Linked DNA regions of Homo sapiens: region 1 is linked to region 2. A link is a contact called in ENCODE Hi-C data. All regions are on one chromosome and are shown on one strand. The core of a region is the stretch at or near the end of the contact, and the rest is flanking DNA. Distances in the headings are between cores, read along the strand shown.

Region 1 (3,448 bases), core at 218-2,717, 300 kb before region 2:
AAGGAGAAATACTGAAAAAGAAGGAAAAAAGTATGGCTTGGTCGAAAAACCAAGGAGATTCTTTATGTGGGCTATTTTTTAACGACAATAAGAGAGAAGAATTAGGATGAAATCAAGAATAAATGAGGAAGGGTTTACTGTTTCTCCTCTGACCCTTTTCCTGCCCACAGCACTACCTGACATGCTTCAGCGGCACGATCGCAGTGCCCTTCCTGTTGGCCGATGCCATGTGTGTGGGGTACGACCAGTGGGCCACCAGCCAGCTCATTGGGACCATTTTCTTCTGTGTGGGAATCACTACTTTGCTACAGACAACGTTTGGATGCAGGTGAGATTGGGGTACTAATGGGGGATGCCAAAGCCCCCAGAAGGCATTGAGCGCAGAAGGCATTGAGCTGCGCCGTTTGCCTAGGGCTGTTGGCAAGGACAGAATGGAGGCACGGGAATGTCCTAGTGGCCGTTGGTCCCCACCCCTCAGTGTTCCTCCCAGTCATTTCCTCTCTTGGTGAATGGCACCACCGCCACCTTCCCCTACCCAGTTGTCCAAGCTGGAAACTCAGCCTCACTCTCCTTCCCCTGCCCCCTTGGCAAGTCATGCTCGCTCCCCAGCACCCCTCTGTGCCCCTATTCCTTACGTTCAGACCAGAGTGTCCCACCAGGCTCCCCGTTGGCTTCCCTGCCTCCAGGGCACTGCTCTTGGACTCACTTTGTGCCCCACACCCAGTGCCATCTTTCTACTTCCACACCCTCCTCAGGGTGAGCCACACTGCAGCTCTCCTCCCTTTTTACACACCAGGCTGCACCCAGCATTTAGGCTTGCCCTTGCTCTCTGCCCCACTTCCATCTCCAGCCATGCCTCTGAGCCCTGTCTCCTGCCTTCCCTGGCCTCACTCCCAAGGGCCCGCTGTCTACCTTCTTGTGTGTCTTCCCTCAACCCGCCTGGCACACAACAGCTCATCCTCCAGGCCCAGCTTGTCCTGCCCTCCCGACTCTGTGGAGCCCTTCATTGTTCTCTGAATTCCCACCTTGTTTTCATCCTTCCAGTGTGGCCTTTATTCCAGTTTGTCCTTTTTGTTTCTATGTCTTTTTCCCACGGTGCTTCCTCCTTGATGCCAGGGCTTTGGCTTGTTCACTTCTGCATTTCCAGCCACCAGCTTAAATGGACGTGGAGCTGGCACAGGAAGGAAGAGAAACATCCTTATCTACCTTCCTACCTCCTCCTGCAAGCTTGTCTTTTCCTCTCCTTTCCTGCTCCTCTCCCCTCTTCGCAGTGCAGCCTCTTGCTTTACCCCAGGGCACTGCTCAGGAAGTGGAGCCTGCTCTGGCAGGACTGTCCTAAGTTCACGGCCAGCTGTCTCTTGCTCTGTCAGAGACAGGCTGAGTAAGGCCTGGCCCTCCCTGCGGTGGGAGGTGGGTGTGAGCTGAAGTCAGGGACTGCATTCTGATGAGTCAGAATCCTTCGGGACCTCAGGGTTGCCCTAACGCGGCACGGGGATAGGGGAGCCTTGGAGGGCGGTGAGCCATGTGCAGGTGTTCTGGTTGCCAGGATAGGCCACACCCTGGGAGGGTAGGCTGCAGGTCTGCTGATGGAAAGAAGCTATGTGGACTAAAGGCTTTGGGGCTGGCAAGCTCTGATGGTTCCCAGATCCCAGCCCTTGCTAGTCTGCCCACAACCACCAAGCTGGGCTGAAGGGAGGAGGGTCTCCTCAAACCCCCCAGGGGGCAGGGCAGGGATATCACTGACCGACTAGGGGAAGGAGATGTGGTCTGGGCCTTCCAAGAAGGGCTCAACCTGACTAGCACCCTCTTTCATTCTTTGGGTACAGTGTTCAGGGCTCTGTGCTTCAAGTCCAGAGTGCACGGCAGAGCTTTTTTTGGCTCACTCAGGATCCTTACCTTGCCCATGGAGCACTGGTTCTCTGGGGAGATGTTCTTTTTCTAAACCGCTGACTTATCCGTGGATTTGTAGGCATAATCCCTCTGTGAATTTGGTCAGTGTCTCTAGCTGAGCATTATTGGTTGACCTGAATAGGGGATGAAAGCTGTGTTTATTGCAGTGAAGTGTGTACCGTGTGCAGCTCTGCCCCAGCTCATGCCAAGGAGGCCAGGCCTGGCCAGCAGCTGAGCCTGATGGGCAAAGTTGCTAATGGGACACAGAAGGGAGGGCCTGGGGGAACTTGGGGTAAATACTTTTGGTCACAGAGGGCATCATCTTGCCCACTGTTGGGGCACAAGACCTAAACAGAACTACCTGGGTCAGCGTGGTTCACCTCCCTGCTGGCCTGGGAAGCAGTTTGAGCGGAGTAAGAACAGGAGAGGGATTTGACACCCTACTGGGATGGCTCAGGGACCCAAAATGCAGAGCTGTGGCCTGGAGGAGGGTGCGTGTCTGTGCGCCCCATGCCCACAAGGCTGGGTGAAAGCAGCCTTTCTTGCTGTGTTTGTGAGGAGTCAGAGTGAGTCCCCCATGACCTTTGGCTGTGCAAGGAATGGCAGCCCCACCCCTGCTTCCATCCTCCCCACAGTGTGGCCATTTGCTTAGTCATAAATCAGGTGGTGCTGACTCTAATCACGTCAGCAACTGTGTGCTGCTGGGCAGGTGCAGGTGTGCTGGGGACTTTGGTGGGGTGTTGGGCTTGTGATAGGGGTTTTCTATGGTTGTCGGGGTGTGGGTGGTGCCCGTTCTCTTAACCTGGGCAAAGAGAAAGAGTACTGGCTCAGCCCTGCAGATATTCAGTGACTGGTCTATGTGGCAGGTGCGGGGCCTGGCCATTGTGGGGCGCAATGGTGACATCGAAGCACATGGCTTGCAGCACGAAGGGCAGCGCCATCAGGGAGACACAGTGCATCCTCCAGGGGACTTGGTGGGAGCCCTGGAGGAGGTGGTGTTTGAGACAGGCCCTGCAGGCTCCAAGGGCTCTGCCCAGGAGGGCTGAGGGAGCAGCTTCCATCCCAGCAGGGGCAGGAGCAAAGGCAGGAAGTCACAGCCTGGCATGATCCCCCTGCCCAGGCACACAGAGGCCAGAGCTTGGGACTTATCAACAGGCACAGGGAGCATTCAATGGCTTTGTTAGCAGGGGACTCGCCCCCGGGGCTGTGCCTTGAAGGACGTTACTTGGTTACTTAGTATAGGGGGTGAGGACCATCCCAGGGGATCAGTGACATCCATGAGAAAGGTGATGGGGGCCTAGGCAAGCCTCAGGGGTGTGGGATAGGAAGGTGACTGTGCTAGGACTGAACTCATTCCCCAGTCTCACTCTTTCTCGTCCTGGGGGTCCCTTCCTGCTTTGAATCCTTAGCTGGAAAGAGAAGCAGCACGGAATGGAATGTGCTTCATGTGTCCTGATTAAAGAATCTTTCCAGTGGAGCGGCTTAGAGAGAGCCTTTGGGATGGGGGAGGGGAGCGCCCCTGCCAGCACCTTGTGGGCAGTCTGGGCCTCCCAGGCTG
Region 2 (3,931 bases), core at 748-3,247:
TGGGCCATGGTTATGGGTCCTGTCTTTTAAGAAAAGCAGCTTGAGAAATGATGAGGATGATGACATGGACAGTCGTGGCATTGGAGAGAGCAAAGGTGATGGTGTTTGGACTCCTGCCCTTCTTGAAATTTGTTACAAACCAGCAAACAATTCTCCTTTCTCCACCTAAGCATTGTCTAATTGGGCACCTGTCCCTTGAGGCTGAAAAATCCTGACTAGTAACTTGTCCACGATGTGGTACCATGTTTGATGTAGGCTTGAGGCTTGAGGTCACCCAGGAAGACACGACTCCTGTCTCAGTTCAGCTCCTTTTCACCATGGCACAGCACAGTTGGTTGCTTCTAAGGAAGGAGACACGTGTGTTGCTGAGATGGCTCCTGAGGCACCTGCAAGGAACCCCAGAATCCAGCAGGGTCCACCTTTAGAAAACGCATGCACCAGAAGGAGCAGGATCTGCAGATTTCCCTTTGTGGAGTGGTAATAGTTGCTCAAATGAAAACATGTTGGCACCATCCTCATCCTCTCCAGACATCATCAAAACCACACATATTTTGGCCATCATCAAGAATCCTTTGAGTAATTGACTGGATGCTCCTAGCTGTGCCAGAGAATCAGCTGGAAGTACACTCTGAGTCACCTACCTTACGAATGGGTCAATGTTTCAGCTACATTTTTTTTTTTCCTTAGGGATAGGGTCTCGCTCTGTCACCCAGGCTGGAGTGCAGTGGATAGATCATAGCTCACTGCAGCCTTGAACTGAGCTCAGCAATCCTCTAGCCCTAGCCTCCCGAGTAAGCTGGGATAACAGGCACACACAAATACAACTGGCTCATTAAAAACAATTTTGTTGTTGTTGTTTTGGAGACGGGGGTCTTGCTATATTGCCCAAGTTGTTCTTGAGCTCCTGGTCTCATGCCTGTAATCCCAGCACTTTGGGAGGCCAAAGGGGGAGCATGATCCACTGCATCCGGCCAGACCTAAACCTTTAGGCAGCACTGCCAGGTGAGCTGGGGGAATTCCTGGACACTGGTCCCTGAGGCGCTGCTGCTGCAGCTTTGAGAGGGGTCCACTCTCTTTGAAATGTGTGTAAATAGAGGCCCGGGCCTTACTGGATCCTGCAGTGCCACAACCCAGAACCTTCTCCAGGCGGGCAGCTAGGTGGTTTTGGTTACATGAATCAGTGTTCCAGATGGGTTTGGAAGTAAGTTTCCTCTTGGGCTGAGTTCCCAACTGCTTCGTCTTGGGGATGAAGTGAGGGAGGTGACCCCATCATGTGGGATGAGATGGGCATTACAGGGCGCCTAGCAGACCTATGCCTGGTGCAGTTCTGAGAGTGTCAGACAGGACATGAGCAGACCTAGTTTCCCGCCTGGCTTTGGAACTAACAGCCTCATCTCCATCTGGAAAATGAGATGCTTGGGCTAGAGTATGGGTTCCAAATATTTGGCTTATTAGTAATAGAGATTTTGTATATAAACTTGTATACAAACCCCTGCAAGTAGAGCTCCCTGGTAGCAGCTGGAGGTGTGTCCAGAGCACCCCACTGTCCCCACCATCATATCACATGTCACTGTCCCTACCGTCAGCTGGCAGTGCCTCTGCGGATCTCAGGATGCCTTAGAACACTGAACTTCAACCAGAGTGCCAGGTCCACAGGAGAGATTGACTGCTCCCAACACACAGGCTACTAGGTAGTTAGATAAAAATGAGAAATATAATGTCACTGTGATTAAAAACAAGAAACCCACGCCTCTGGATAAGAAATGGGAGAAGGTCACAGCTGAAAGCAGGAGCTCACACTTGTGGAGAGCTAAGAAGACAAGTGGGCTTAAGAGGGGCTGGGATAGCAAAGCTGCCCGGCAGGGGCTGAGCTGGCCACCCTGCACTGGCACGGGGCCAGGACCAGCTGCCTGATCATGGAAGGGGCTGAGAATGCTGCCCACACACCATGGGCTGTAGCCAGATTCTAGGCTGCTTGCCAGGAGCTGGGCAGAGGCCGCGGATGAGACAAGTGCTCAGTCCTGTGCCAGGTCCTAAAACCGCTCCACCCATTGGAATGTGGAGCCTAAGCTAAGCCACTACCATAAGACCTGCTTGGGAGCTAGGCACCCTGTAGATCCTTTAAAAAAAGAAGCCTTAAAACGGCCCTGAAGAGAGGTGTACCTGTGGGAAAGCCCTCCAGTGGAAAAGGGGCTGTCAAACATGAATTTCTAAACACATGATTCTAAAGACATGAGAAAATCTAGCACCAAGAATGACAGATCCACAAAAATAGAGGAATTTATGATTGAGGAAATAGACATAATAAAGCCATCTGAAAATGACATTAAGACTTTCAGGTTTAGATAAATACATGAAGAAAGAATAAAACATTAAAATAGATAAAAATAAACATGAAATTAAGTGAAATAATAATTTTTAGAAGTTAAAAACTCTCACATAAATAAAGGACAGCATAGTATCCATGAAATAATATGAAGTTGTGGGATAAGAAAGGCAGTTTTGAAATAGAAGAGGCAGATATGGGAGAAAAAAACCTCTTGGTTAGAAATCTGGGGTATGGGCCAGGTGCGGTGACTCACACCTGTAATCCTAGAACTTTAGGAGGCCCAGGCAGGTGGATCACCTGAGGTCAGGAATTTGAGACCAGCCTGGCCAACATGGCAAAACCCTGTCTCTACTAAAGATATAAAAATTAGCCAGGCGTGCTGGCACACACCTATAATCCCAGCTACTCGGGAGGCTGAGGTAGGAGAATTGCTTGAACCCAGGAGGCAGAGGCTGCAGTGAGCTGAGATTGCGCCACTGCACTCCAGCCTGAGAGACAGAGAGGCTCCGCCTCAAAAAAAAAAAAAAATCTGGGGTATGAAAATGCGGTCATAAAAAAACCCTCAGTAGAGTATAGATTGCTTTCAGTTGAAAGCATGGCTGGGAAATTAAAAGACAGGAGTGGGGGAAAATCCCAGGATTTAGTAATGATAATGGAGAAGCCAAGTATGAAGGAAAAGAGACAAGAGTTCAGTGGAGAAGTAATGTCCAAAGAGAGTTTTCCAGAAATCGAGACATGGCTCACTGAACTCCAAGCTGGAAACCTTGACAATTGCACCCCTAGACCTGCAGTGCAGCTGCAAAACATAAAGAGAAAAAACATTAATAAGACAGAGAGGAAAGACAGATAATGGACAAATAAATCACAGGCAGGTGACAGCAGGCTTCTAATCAGAAGCCACAGATGTCAGAGGAAATGAAGAACTATCTGTAAAATGGTAAGGGAAAAATTGTGATCATAGAATTCTATTCCCAGCCAAAGCATCATTCAATCGTGAGTGTAAAATAAAGACATTCTCAGACATTCAAGGAGTCAGAAAATAAGGAACTCATGGATCCTCACTGTGAGAATTAGAGAATATATTTCAGCAAGAAGAAAAATGAACTTTGGAAGGAGTGGGATGCAAGAAGCAACAATGAGCAAAGAGATTGGTAAGAAAATACATTGGTGATGCTAAACACTTTATTTCATCCCATCTAAGATGTTACCAATTATAAGATACACTGTTATGTAAGATATACTGCTACTTTATTAACTTCTAAGAAAAAAAATCAATTATAATTAAAGACAGAATTTAACCTCACGATCACAGGGAAGTTAAATAGTGAAACAATGTATATCTCATATATAATTGATAAATATGGTAAGTATTCACTCAAAATAATAACAATATAAATTATTATCATTATTGCTATGCCTTTTATTATGATATAACAATTATGATATAATAAAAGACTTAGCCATAATTATAATAATTTATGTGAACAAAAGAACAATTTATGTTTTAAAAGAAGTCAGAACTAAAACTGTAGATAAGAATGACATAGTTGCTGGTGGGAGCTAAGTTATGAGAAAAGGGAAAGAACTGAAAATTCCAAACCT

Evidence for each region. Hi-C counts contacts between places; a loop is a spot of excess contacts on that map. Pooled maps may share reads with other maps.
Region 1: a loop to region 2 is called in a map with no recorded cell type, with 2.3 times the contacts of the local background. The contact joins two enhancer-like sites. A Hi-C loop is called at or near these places in 4 of 37 single-sample maps with no recorded cell type and 5 of 50 pooled maps.

Annotation. Positions count from the first base shown.
Region 1 is chr20:4,896,435-4,899,882 of GRCh38, reverse strand. SLC23A2 (solute carrier family 23 member 2) reads left to right here. Exons shown (of 17, transcript NM_005116.6): 6 at 171-328. Among named protein-coding and RNA genes, the nearest start is that of RASSF2, 75 kb to the right of the region's middle. RefSeq lists an enhancer at 2,593-3,114. Within about 2 kb of position 1,467, at least 5 of the 41 ENCODE cell types and tissues checked have a DNase peak (open chromatin) inside an H3K27ac peak, as active enhancers do.
Region 2 is chr20:4,599,802-4,603,732 of GRCh38, reverse strand. No RefSeq gene overlaps it. Among named protein-coding and RNA genes, the nearest start is that of PRNP, 85 kb to the left of the region's middle. Within about 2 kb of position 1,997, at least 12 of the 41 ENCODE cell types and tissues checked have a DNase peak (open chromatin) inside an H3K27ac peak, as active enhancers do.